3 separate regions of the Homo sapiens genome follow, and regions 1 and 2 are each linked to region 3. Evidence: chromatin contacts called from ENCODE Hi-C or POLR2A ChIA-PET data. All regions are on one chromosome and are shown on one strand. Each heading gives the region's core, a stretch centred on a gene start or an enhancer-like site at or near the end of the contact. The rest is flanking DNA. Distances are from core to core; before and after follow the strand shown.

Region 1 (3,589 bases), core at 428-2,927, 44 kb before region 3:
GCTGGGATTATAGGCGTGAGTGACCGCGCCTGGCCTGAAGTTCTAATGGGGCATAAAGATGCACATTTTCAGGCATTTACTTTGGACGGCTGATCATTGATCTTACACGTTGATAATTGTTTTTCTCCCTCACATTAAACCCACCTTTTTTTTAATTTTTAATTTTATTATTTTAAATTTTATTTTAAGTTCTGGATACATGCACAGAATGTGCAGGCTTGTCACATAGGTAAACATGTGCCGTGGTGGTTTGCTGCACCTATCAACCCATCACTAGGTATTAAGCTCCACATGCATTAGCTATTTATTCTGATTCTCTCCCTCCCCCCACTCTCCCACAGATCTGGGTGTGTGTTGTTCCCCTCCCTGTGTCCACGTGTTCTCATTGCTCAGCTCCCACTTATGAGAGAGAACGCGCGGTGTTTGGTTTTCTGTTCCTGTGTTAGTTTGCTGAGGATGATGGCTTCCAGCTTCATCCATATCCCTGCAAAGTACAGGATCTCATTCCTTCTTATGTCTGCATAGTATTCCATGGTGTATATGGACCACATTTTCTTTTCCAGTCTATGATTGATGGTCATTTAGGTTGATTCCATGTCTTTGCTATTGTGAATAGTGGTGCAATAAACATACATGTGCAAGTATCTTTATAATAGAATGATTTACATGCCTTTGTAAACCCACTTTTAAACGTGGAGAATGTTTTTTATTTGATGTCCTTCATAGAATCCTTACATAGCAGTAAAAAGTAGAAAACATTTAAATCTGAAGATTAATTATAAATTTTAAAACTCTGTTTTGCTGACTATATACGTGGTCAGAATATTTATATAGGCTGGGCACAGTTGTGCACGCCTGTAATCCCAGCACGTTTGGAATACCAAGGTGGGTATTGGGTGGATTGCTTGAGCTCAGGAGTTTGAGGCCAGCCTGGGCAATATGGTGAAACCCCTCTCTCAATAAAAACAAAACAAAACAAAACAAACTACTTATAGAGCAGTTTCTGCTCGTATGAAAGAAAGACAAGTAACAAAATCTTGTCTCTTTCCCAGAAAATAATGATAATTATAGGAACTGCCAGTTTAAACCCTAGAAGAAATTTTATAAGGACATGCACCTCCCCTCTCAGGTTCCAGGAGAACACTTTTTGGGTAGTGCCAGGCCTAGGGGTGGGATGGGTTTCCCAGGGTGCCCCAGCTATGCCTGAAGAATTCAGGAATGTTAGATTACACTCAGTTACCAAAACAGTCCTGTGTCAGCTAGGCCTGTGCAGAAAGGTGAATGAATGCTTGTGCTTTGGAATTCCCCCCCACCCCCACCCCACCCACCAGCCTTCTCTCTCGCTCAGTAATAAAACAGAGCTCATGCTTGCTATGGGTGTTATTGCTCTTCAGGATTACACATTAATCCATACTGTGTAATTACTTTACAGCAACTTTGTTCTCTTAATTGTGCTGAGGCATCTGAGGAATTTGACATTGCCGTGGTGAGGTTGGCATTTGTTTATACCAACAACACACACCATTAAGAAGCTTAAGCTAGCAAAAGCCTAATGCATTAGAGATGCCATGGCTCAAATATGAAATCATATCACGTAGCGTAGCTTAACCCGGGCACCAAGCTGTGATGTTTTATGAGTAAAAGGAGTCACTCCCCTTAGGCTAGGGCATGGTTAAGTTGAACACAGGAATGACATCATCTTGACTTTGCCTGGGCATTTGGCCGTGTATATCCTGTACGCTGCATCTTTAATAATGGGAAAAGTCATCCTGTGTCTTTCACCATGAGAAAGACAAGAAGTCAGGCTTAAATTGAATTAAATACAAATCATCTTCAAAATCTGAAAACTGTGCCTCACAGAATTGGACTAAAAATAGCCTTTATCTGAACCAGTGCAGAGAAGATCTGTGATTGTCCACATTTCCCCCATCCTTTAGCTCCGGATGACACTGTAGAGACCACTGAATGTGGTGCTTGTGGGACAAAGGGTGGGGCTGAAGCGTAGCTCCCCAAAGCCTCTGCAGAGATAGCATGGGAGTGAGGAGGAGGGCTCTGCAGGTGGACCTGTGGCTGTGAAGTTAAAACATTGACCCTCCGTGGATCACAAAAAATGCAGTACTGCTGTTTCCCATGTGCACTTTGCTCAGTAAAGTAAGGTCAGGGCGCAGGGAAGAAACTCGAAGGGGAGGCAGAACCCCAGAGCTAATCCTGACTCACTGTTAACTGGCTCTATGGCATTGGGCATGAAATGGAACCATTTGGGAAGTTTCAAAACATACGGATTTGCACCTTTAAAAAATAAATTGCACAGTACTCTCTTTCCAGAGACGTTAAGATAATGGGAAAACAACTGCTCCTGGGAATGGAGAGATGAGGATCTGAATCTTGGCTCTGTGATGGAATTTCTGAATTGCCCAGGCAAGTTACTTACCTCTTAGGGCTTCCATTTCTTCACTCTTAAATAATGCCAGCGACCTCATAGATTTAGTTCTGAATTAATGAGATGATATTCGTAGTGCAACTGGATCATTGCCTAACGTTTTAGTCCACTTGTGCTGCTATAACAAAATATCATAGACTGGGCGGCTTGAACAACAGATACTTATTTCTCACAATTCTAGAGGCTCATAAGTCTAAGATCAAGCTGCTAGCAAATTCGGTTTCTAGTGAGGGCCGGCTTCCTGGCCGGTAGACAGCCACCCTCCTTGCGGTGTCCTTACACGGACTCTTCTCTGTGTGTGCTCATGGAAAGGTGATCACTGTCTTCCTCTTTGTAGAAGGGCACTAATCCCATCAAGGAGCTCCACTTTGATAACGAAATCTAAACTTAATTACCTCCCAAAGGCCCCACCTCCAAATACTATCACATTCGGGATAAGGGTGTCAATACACTGTTTTTTTCTTTTAGATGGAGTCTTGCTCTGTTGCCCAGGCTGGAGTGCAGTGGTGCCATCTCAGCTCACTGCAGCCTCCACCTCCCCGGTTTAAGCGATTCTCCTGCCTCAGCCTTGAGAGTAGCTGGGATTATAGGCACCCACCACCACGCCCGGCTAATTATTGTATTTTTAGTAGAGACAGGGTTTCACCATGCTGGCCAGGCTGGTCTCAAACTCCTGACCTCAGAAGATCCACTCGCCTTGGCCTCCCAAAGTGCCGGGATTACAGGTGTGAGCCGCTGCGCCCGGCCCAATAGACCAATTTTGAAGGGGCATATTTAGCCCATAACACTTCACAAATAGGAAGTACTCAGTAAACAGTAAGAATTATTATTATCTGTAAAATGGGTAGGTTGGCTAACATGCTCTCTAGGGTATTTTCTAACTTAGAAAAAAATTCCAGGTAATGTTATTAGCAACTCCTTTGCCCCTGCGTAATATCTTCCTCGCTTCGGACCTCACAAGAACAGCACTCTCTTCCTTTCTGCCTTGGAAACTCCTTCCATGTCTGTGAATTAGCGCCACCTTTTATCCAGCCATTTAATCAAACACAACGTGCTTGTTCTATCTAATTGGTATCCTTCAAATCCATTCATTTCTCCCCATATCTACCCTACGAAGAACTAATGTTTAGACAATTATTATCCCTTGCA
Region 2 (3,703 bases), core at 75-2,574, 62 kb after region 3:
AACGAGAGAAGATCAACGGCGAGCAGCTGCTGCAGATTTCCCATCAGGACCTGGAGGAGCTGGGGGTCACACGGATTGGACACCAGGAGCTTGTGTTGGAGGCTGTGGACCTTCTCTGTGCACTGGTTAGTTCAGGAAAAGACGGTCTGTACCGTGATGACGTTCTTTAGAGCCTTGCTCTCTTAAGCCGTCATTGTTTGTGATTTAGCATATCACTCTTTCCTTAATGCTCCATCAAAATAAAACATGAGCTGAAGATACTATAGGAAGGGGAAAAATAAGTTATTTTCTACATTAAAGGTTGGCAAACTATGGCCTGCGAGTTAAATCTGGCCCACTATCTATTTTTGTAAATAAAGTTTTATAGGAACACAACCATGTCCATTCACTTACGTGTTTGTGACTGCTTTCTTGCGACAGTGACAGAATTGAGTGGTTGTAACGGGACCACATGGTTCCCCCAAAGCCTAAAATATTTATTAACTTGTCCTTTACAGAAAGAGTTTGTCTTTTTCAGAAAATCTCTGTATTAGTCTAATTTTCTTTTATAAGGAAAAAATGATGGAAATACTCCTGAATGAAAATGTCACCTTCTGGCGAGGCGCAGTGGCTCATGCCTATAATCCCAGCACTCTGGGAGGCCGAGGCGGGTGGATTGCTTGAGTCCAGGAGTTTGAGACCAGCCTGGGCAACGTAGCAAAACCCTGTCTCTATTAGAAATACCAAAAGTTAGCCAGGTGTGGCTAGCACGCACCTATAGTCGCAGATATTCAGGAGGCTGAGGTCAGAGAATCACCTGAGCCTGGGAGGTGGAGGCTGCAGTGAGCAGAGATCGCACCACTGCACTCTAGCCTGGGTGACAGAGTGAGAACCTGTCTCAAAAAAGAAAAGAAAATGTCATCTTCTAAATTGAAGTGAGAAATAGGTTCTGATTTTCATGTCTGATTTTGTTACTATAAAAAGCGGTTGAGTTTCACAGATATTTGTGATATTTAAATAACTGATATTTGCACTTGACATGACCTATAAAATGGGAAAAAAATGTGGCCTTCATTACATTTTGTAGATGATGGGTTTTGGCTTTAACATGAATGAGTAAAATCCTGCTGGGTCCTGACACTAGAATCACATGGGTAGCTTCGTTAGGTGTGGGCCAAAAACACCTGTAAGGACATTTTGTTTATAAATTGGTTAGTGTGGGTGGGATTCAAGTCTGCCTGTCCCGGTGCCAGGCTAAAGATGCAGTTTACTTAACTGTCAGGATTTGGACAAACTCGACAGCATTCAGGCTGGGTTAGTAATGCCCTGAACCCCAGCCAGGGGTATATACAATTACATCACTGAGAATGGTGGGAAAGAATGTGCTGCTGATGATTTTGCCGTCGCTGGTCTGCGTACTGTTGATTATATAACACTTGCTGCATTGTGTGTATTCTTCTTCTTAAAATGGACAGAGCCTTGTCTTCTGCTCTGAGATGTGCTGCTCTTGTTTAGGAAAGTAATGGGGAAATTATTTGTAGTTGATAAATGAGCTGCCGCCTGGGAGACGCTATGGCCAAGTAGTCTGAGCACGGGTCTGGGAAGCAGGAATTTGCATTCTAATCCTGGCTCTGCTACATGCTACTCCCTCTGTGACCTCTGGGGAAATGGTGATGTCTGTTTTTCCCATCTGTACAGTAACGCTCACCTTAGATGTGGCTGTGTACTATTGTGTGTTTTGCACTGCCCAGACATCTAAGCATCCTGTTTATTACCGAAACTGTATTTTCTTTTTTTTTTTTTTTTGTACAAACGTGTTTGAGTTTACTTTTATTATACTTTCTGGGAACATGGCTTTTCCGTCTTTTCTGCTTGATGTTTTGCAAATTGTCTCTTTCACTTTGCAGTAATACTTTGAGGACAGGTAAATTTACTTGGAAATCCAAAGTAAGAGAGGCAGGAAGGGTCAGCTAGAGACGCATCACATGCATCAAGTGGGATGATAAACGTAACAGCTGCCTCTGGGCATTCTCTTTGCTTTTTCCTCTTCTCTACCTCTTAGAGCATTAGGCTAAAATGAACAAAGCTGGACAAATGCCAGAACCTAAAGCTGTGTTTTATCTCCTACAATTTCCTTCTAATTTCCTTTGTAGACCAAGCTTTGACCTCAGACTCATTCTGGACCTGCTCTGTGCCAGTGACTACATTGGACAGGGGGGGTCACTTAGGGGTTCACAAAAGAGTGTGGATTATTTTAGTGAGTTTTACTAAAATGTCTTTAGTCTGGATATAATCTCCTTTTTGAATATTCTTATTATAATTCATATACTAATTATACTGTCTTTTTAATCCATTTATAGCATATAGATCTTTGGATATATAAATTGGTGATGCTTTGAACAGAACATCTCCAGGGCAGTTAATGTGTAAATGCAGTTGGCCTTGGTGTTATAAAAGAGGTTTCTATGTAAACTTAGTTTAGTGGATGTTGATTTTATGATAGACAGGAAATGAATATAATTAAAAGTAAGGAAGGGGGAGGGGAGAAACAAAACCACTGGAAAGTATCAATGTAAGGAGAGGGGCAGATAGATGGGCAGGAACCTAAAATAGGAAACAGCTATTAATGAAGATTCCAAAACTGGTGAGCAGTGGCTCACAAATTAGCTGGTCATGGTTAGAGAGCAATGAGAGAAACCATCTTTTGTGAACATTGACTTTGGCTGGCAGTCGTGGCTTAGGAGAGTGATTTGTATTATATGATGAGACCAGGACCACTTTCCCAGATTGAATTAGAATCTGTACCCAATTTTTCTTCCTCTCTCTGGGTAGAGGGTACCTGAGACCGATTATAGAGCTGCTCTTTTCAGTAGGATAGCTGTTACCCAATGTGACTGTCTAAATGAAAATCAACTAAAATAAAAAAAAAATTCAGTTCCTCGGTTGTACTAGCAACACTTCAAGTACTCAGAAGCTCCATGTGGCTAGTGGCTACGATATTGGACAGCACAGATAAAGAACATTTTCATCTGTGCATAGAGTTCTGTTGGCCAGTACTGGTCGAGAGGGTGTGATTGAGAATAACCAGTAAGAATAACCAATAAGGATAAGTATGACTGTGGCCGGGTGCAATGGCTTACACCTGTAATCCCATCACGCCTGTAATCTCAGCACTTTGGGAGGCCGAGGCAGGCGGATCACAAGGTCAGGATATCGAGACCATCCTGGCTAACATGGTGAAACACTGTCTTTACTAAAAATACAAAAAATTAGCTGGGTGTGGTAGCGGGTGCCTGTAGTCCCAGCTACTTGGGAGGCTGAGGCAGGAGAATGGCGTGAACCCAGGAGGTGGAGCTTGCAGTGAGCCGAGATCATGCCACTGCGCTCCAGCCTGGGCGACAGAGTGAGACACCATCTCAAAAAAAAAAAAAAAAAAAAGATAAGTATGACTGTAACCTGTGTTCTTTGCCAAGTCAGTGAGGCCCTAGTTTACTGAACACCAAGGCATGGGCAGCTGTGTTTTGAAGGTTGAAGGAGGTTGAGAAATGAACAGAGTTGGAATTGATGCATGTGTTAAATGATGCTACCTAGACTTGGGGTTAAATGAAGTACCTGTCATGAATCTATGGGCCTAGAGTGCTTATGCGCACTGGTATACCTCTGAGATTATTTGTTGTTTATTATTCACCCAAGGCAAATCATTTAAACATGTTATCTTTTTTAT
Region 3 (3,596 bases), core at 98-2,597:
AGCATTCCCGGATATTTACTGAATGAATAAATACCAACCTTGCCTTTGGTCCCGTGCTGGGTGCTACAAGTTAGGTGGTAGGAAGAAAGGGAGGAGAGAAAACTCTATATGAGATCAAGTAGGTTCTGCCCTCAAGGGGTTAATAGTCTCCAAGAGGAAGATGTAAATAAATAACCGTAATTGAAAGTAAGAATCATTCAGTGCCAAAAAGAGTGGGAGGAAGAGGTTGCTGGGCGGGGCGGGGCGGGGGTGGGGGGTTGGGGGGGGTGTTGGGGGGTGAGGGGAGGGGTGGTGGCGAGGGTGGCAGGGGTTGGGGGGGCGGTTAGGATGCAGGGAGAACTTGAAGGAGAGGCAGGCATTCAAATTAGATTTTCCCCCAGTTTAGCATTAACTCTGGCCCCAGTTGCAGTCCATGAATGTGGAAGGGCCCTCCCCTGCCAGGCGCTGAAATTGTGCACGAGCTATTTTTTTTTTCTTGGCTAACAGCTTTCCTCTCACGGTTAATGACTAATCCCAAGGAGCATTAGCTCACTCTGTAAATATGAAATTATAATATAGCAAAATATAACGCTAAAAGCCATCAATCTAATTTTAGTCGCAAAGTTGAAATTTCATAGCAATAGCATTAAAAGAGTTACATTGTTACGATTTCAGTCAACATATAAATGAAATAAAATTGTTCTGGCCTGGCGCGGTGGCTCAGGCCTGTAATCCTAGCACTTCGGGAGGCCGAGGCTGGCGGATCACCTGAGTTCAGGATTTCGAGACCAGTCTGGCCAACATGGTGAAACCCTGTCTCTACTAAAAATACAAAAATTAGCCGGGCGTAGTGGCAGACGCCTGTAATCCCAGCTACTCCGGAGGCTGAGGCGGGAGAATCGCTGGAACCTGGGAGGCAGAGGCTGCAGTGAGCTGAGATCGCGCCACTGCACTCCAGCCTGGGCGACAGAGCGAGGCTCCATCTAAAAAAAAAAATTGTTCTACTTTAAGAAACCTAAAATGACGGCTTAATGGCAGAGTAGTATTACGATATAAAGCATTTAAAATGAACAGAACATGCAGATCTTACTTTTTTTTTTCTTTTCTTTTTTTTTTAGTGTATTGTTGCTCACAGCGAGACAGAGTGTTCTGCTACCCACAGGGCCAGGGCCTCACACAAACCAGCGGGCTCTCCAGGGTGCGCGCGCGATCTACAACCCGCCCCTTGAAAAGGAAAGCGGGGCCCGGGACGCTGCGGGTGTGAGCCGGACCGGCTTAGAGAGGGAAAGTAACCCGAGTCCGCCGCTTCGGGCGGACCCGCCCCCTCCCACGAGTTTCCCTAGACCCTCGGCCCCGCCCTCTCTTTTATTCGGTTTGCAGCAACCGGAGCTGAAACTTTGCAACCCGAGCGCGCACGCTCTGCGCTCGGCCCTGCCAGGGCGGCACGGGAGGGCGGCGCAGGAGGTGGGACCTGCGCCGGGAAGGCTCCGGGACGCCAGCGCACGCGGAGCGGGGACCCCGGAGAGCCAGCAGGCGAGAAGACCGGCCGAGGGAGAGCCGATCGCGCCTCGAGAGATCCGAGGAAGTGGTCGCGGGCCGGGAGGCTCCCGTGCCGAGCCGAGGCCAGGGGTCTGGGGTCGCAGCCCGGCGTGCCTGCAGCTGCCGTCGCTCGGGAGCAGCAGCTGTGCCCGGGATCCCGGCGGCGGCGGGGGAAGGAGGAGCTGCAGCTGGACTGTGGCAGCTGGAGGGAGAGGGCCGGGCTCCCCTGGCGGAGCCGCGCTGGGACGACTGGCTGACCGCGGCCATGCAGTCTTGACGGAGTCGCTCGGGCGCAGGGGAGCAGCCGCGGGCGCGCCCTCCCGGGAAGGGGCACCGGAGCGCAGGCAGCAGCACTTTATCTGCGACTCTCCAGCCCAGCGAGAGGCGAAGCGGTTTACCATGGAACCCGTGACCAAGTGGAGCCCCAAACAAGTGGTGGACTGGACTAGAGGTGCGCGGGCCTTGGGGGGGTCCGGAGTCCTCCAGCCTCGGGGATGGGGCGGACGAGGAGCTGGGGAAGAGGGTACTTGGCCCTTCCTCCCGGCGAGAAGCGGTGAGGGCACAGCCCGGTGACAATGCAAACTTCTGCCGAGTGGCCTGTGCGCTCCTATCTCTCGTACCTGCTCCGAGCTCTTCCTTTCCAGGGTGCGGATTGTGGCAAGCCGAGGGGAGCCCTATCTTTAAACCAGGGAGTAGGGGTGGCCTTTCTGTGGCGGTTGAGGGCTGGGGATGCCGATCTCGGGACTCGGCACTCGGGCCGGGGGGCGCTCTCCCTGCCTGGCCCCGGTGCGGTGCCCGGCGACCCGGGGGCCCGAGTGCAGAGGCACAAGGTGCCTTTGTGTGGGTGACTCCCGCGGGACCTCGTCCATGCCGCCTGCCCAGAGCCGTCCGCAGGCGTGACAGGGCTGTCGGACAGGTAGAGGGAGACTCCGGCGGGTCCGCCGAGCCTGTCTGTTTTTGTTGGAGAAGGCGAGAGGGCCGCGCAAAAGCCAACACCATAGCATTTGCGCCAGGGAGAAACCTCGAGCCAGGACTCCCCGGGAGGCAGTGACTTTTGCTCCGGGAGGCGCCAGTATCCCCGGTGGCGCTGCATTTTCAGGCCACATGTAAGCACTGGGAAGGAGAAATATAATTGTTTGGAACCACTGTCTTGATTCATACAATATTTGGGATGAGGAAGGCAGTGGGGCTGGGGCGGTGGGGGGGTGGTGGGGGGAATGAGCAGAGGTAGAAGCTTGTCCTCCTAGCTGGCTCGCTTACTTTTCAATGTCTCCTACGATTTCGAGGGAAAGGTACTAGAGTTTACTCAACCCTTTTCTGTACTTTCAAGAGAACAAAGTCCACCAAGAACAATCTGTATTTTCATGGTTTCCCCCCACCCCCAACGACATCTCTGTTTCAAGTTACTATTTGTTTTTCTATCTGCTCTTCCAGGTGAGGAATGGTGTTCTTTCTCAGTAATAACTAGAATTGTGTAGCGCTTTACAGTTTGCTAAGAGCTCTCTCTGTTATTGTCCTTGGTCATCACAGTAAGCCTGTGAGGTAGGTAATACTGGTAAGACCAGGTCGTCTTTCAAACCGTCCCACCCATGGCTGCAGCATAATGAAAACTGATCACCGCTACATCTCATTTCTCACGCCTGTGACTTACACATAGACCACGTGGAATAGGATGTCCGAGGTGTGTGGGGTGTGTCAGTGGGTATGTCTGACCATTTCCTGCTCCTCTGGGAGAACTCCTTGAGAACGGGTTTGTCAAGTGAGCAGAATTTCCTGGACTCCTATATAAAATGAAGCTAAAAACAACACATGTTTCTGCCTTGGTGACTAGGTTTCCCTTGGTAAAGAGTAAGTGGCATTGCCAGTACTTGGTAGGAAGCATGAGCTTAAAAGCCATCCATGCCCACGCTAGCTTGAAATGAGGTGTGTTCCTCCATTCAAGATGCTGCCAAATTCCCTAGGCTGGCAGCTTCCTGAAACTGAGTTGATATGTATTTTATCTGTATGTCCCTCATAGAGCCAACTTGAGACACTGCAAATTTCAGCTACTGTTGACTTCTAGAGCCGCTCTGTCCAAC

The links. A loop is a pair of places that touch in the nucleus more often than their neighbours do. ChIA-PET counts read pairs that join two places held with the same protein, here RNA polymerase II (POLR2A). Pooled maps may share reads with other maps.
Region 1: a map of endothelial cell of hepatic sinusoid shows a loop between it and region 3 (3-fold over the local background). The contact joins the enhancer-like site here to the promoter of CNKSR3 in region 3. A Hi-C loop is called at or near these places in 4 of 168 maps with a recorded cell type or tissue (Caco-2, K562, colonic mucosa and 1 more) and 2 of 50 pooled maps. POLR2A ChIA-PET finds 5 or more read pairs at or near these places in 15 of 52 experiments (A549, A673, BJ and 10 more).
Region 2: a loop to region 3 is called in a map of sigmoid colon, with 6 times the contacts of the local background. The contact joins the enhancer-like site here to the promoter of CNKSR3 in region 3. A Hi-C loop is called at or near these places in 26 of 168 maps with a recorded cell type or tissue (Caco-2, HepG2, IMR-90 and 15 more), 4 of 37 single-sample maps with no recorded cell type and 23 of 50 pooled maps. POLR2A ChIA-PET finds 5 or more read pairs at or near these places in 13 of 52 experiments (A673, AG04449, AG04450 and 10 more).

The regions. Positions count from the first base shown.
Region 1 is chr6:154,553,224-154,556,812 of GRCh38, reverse strand. No RefSeq gene overlaps it. Among named protein-coding and RNA genes, the nearest start is that of CNKSR3, 44 kb to the right of the region's middle. Within about 2 kb of position 1,677, at least 2 of the 41 ENCODE cell types and tissues checked have a DNase peak (open chromatin) inside an H3K27ac peak, as active enhancers do.
Region 2 is chr6:154,446,517-154,450,219 of GRCh38, reverse strand. CNKSR3 (CNKSR family member 3) reads left to right here. Exons shown (of 13, transcript NM_173515.4): 2 at 1-125. Among named protein-coding and RNA genes, the nearest start is that of CNKSR3, 62 kb to the left of the region's middle. Within about 2 kb of position 1,324, at least 8 of the 41 ENCODE cell types and tissues checked have a DNase peak (open chromatin) inside an H3K27ac peak, as active enhancers do; they include ascending aorta, heart right ventricle, sigmoid colon and 1 more, where a contact is called at or near this core.
Region 3 is chr6:154,508,436-154,512,031 of GRCh38, reverse strand. It overlaps CNKSR3 (CNKSR family member 3), which reads left to right and starts at 1,347. Exons shown (of 13, transcript NM_173515.4): 1 at 1,347-1,969. The coding sequence starts at 1,918. LOC101928868 (a long non-coding RNA gene) reads right to left here and starts at 1,241. Exons shown (of 2, transcript XR_001744422.2): 1 at 1,070-1,241.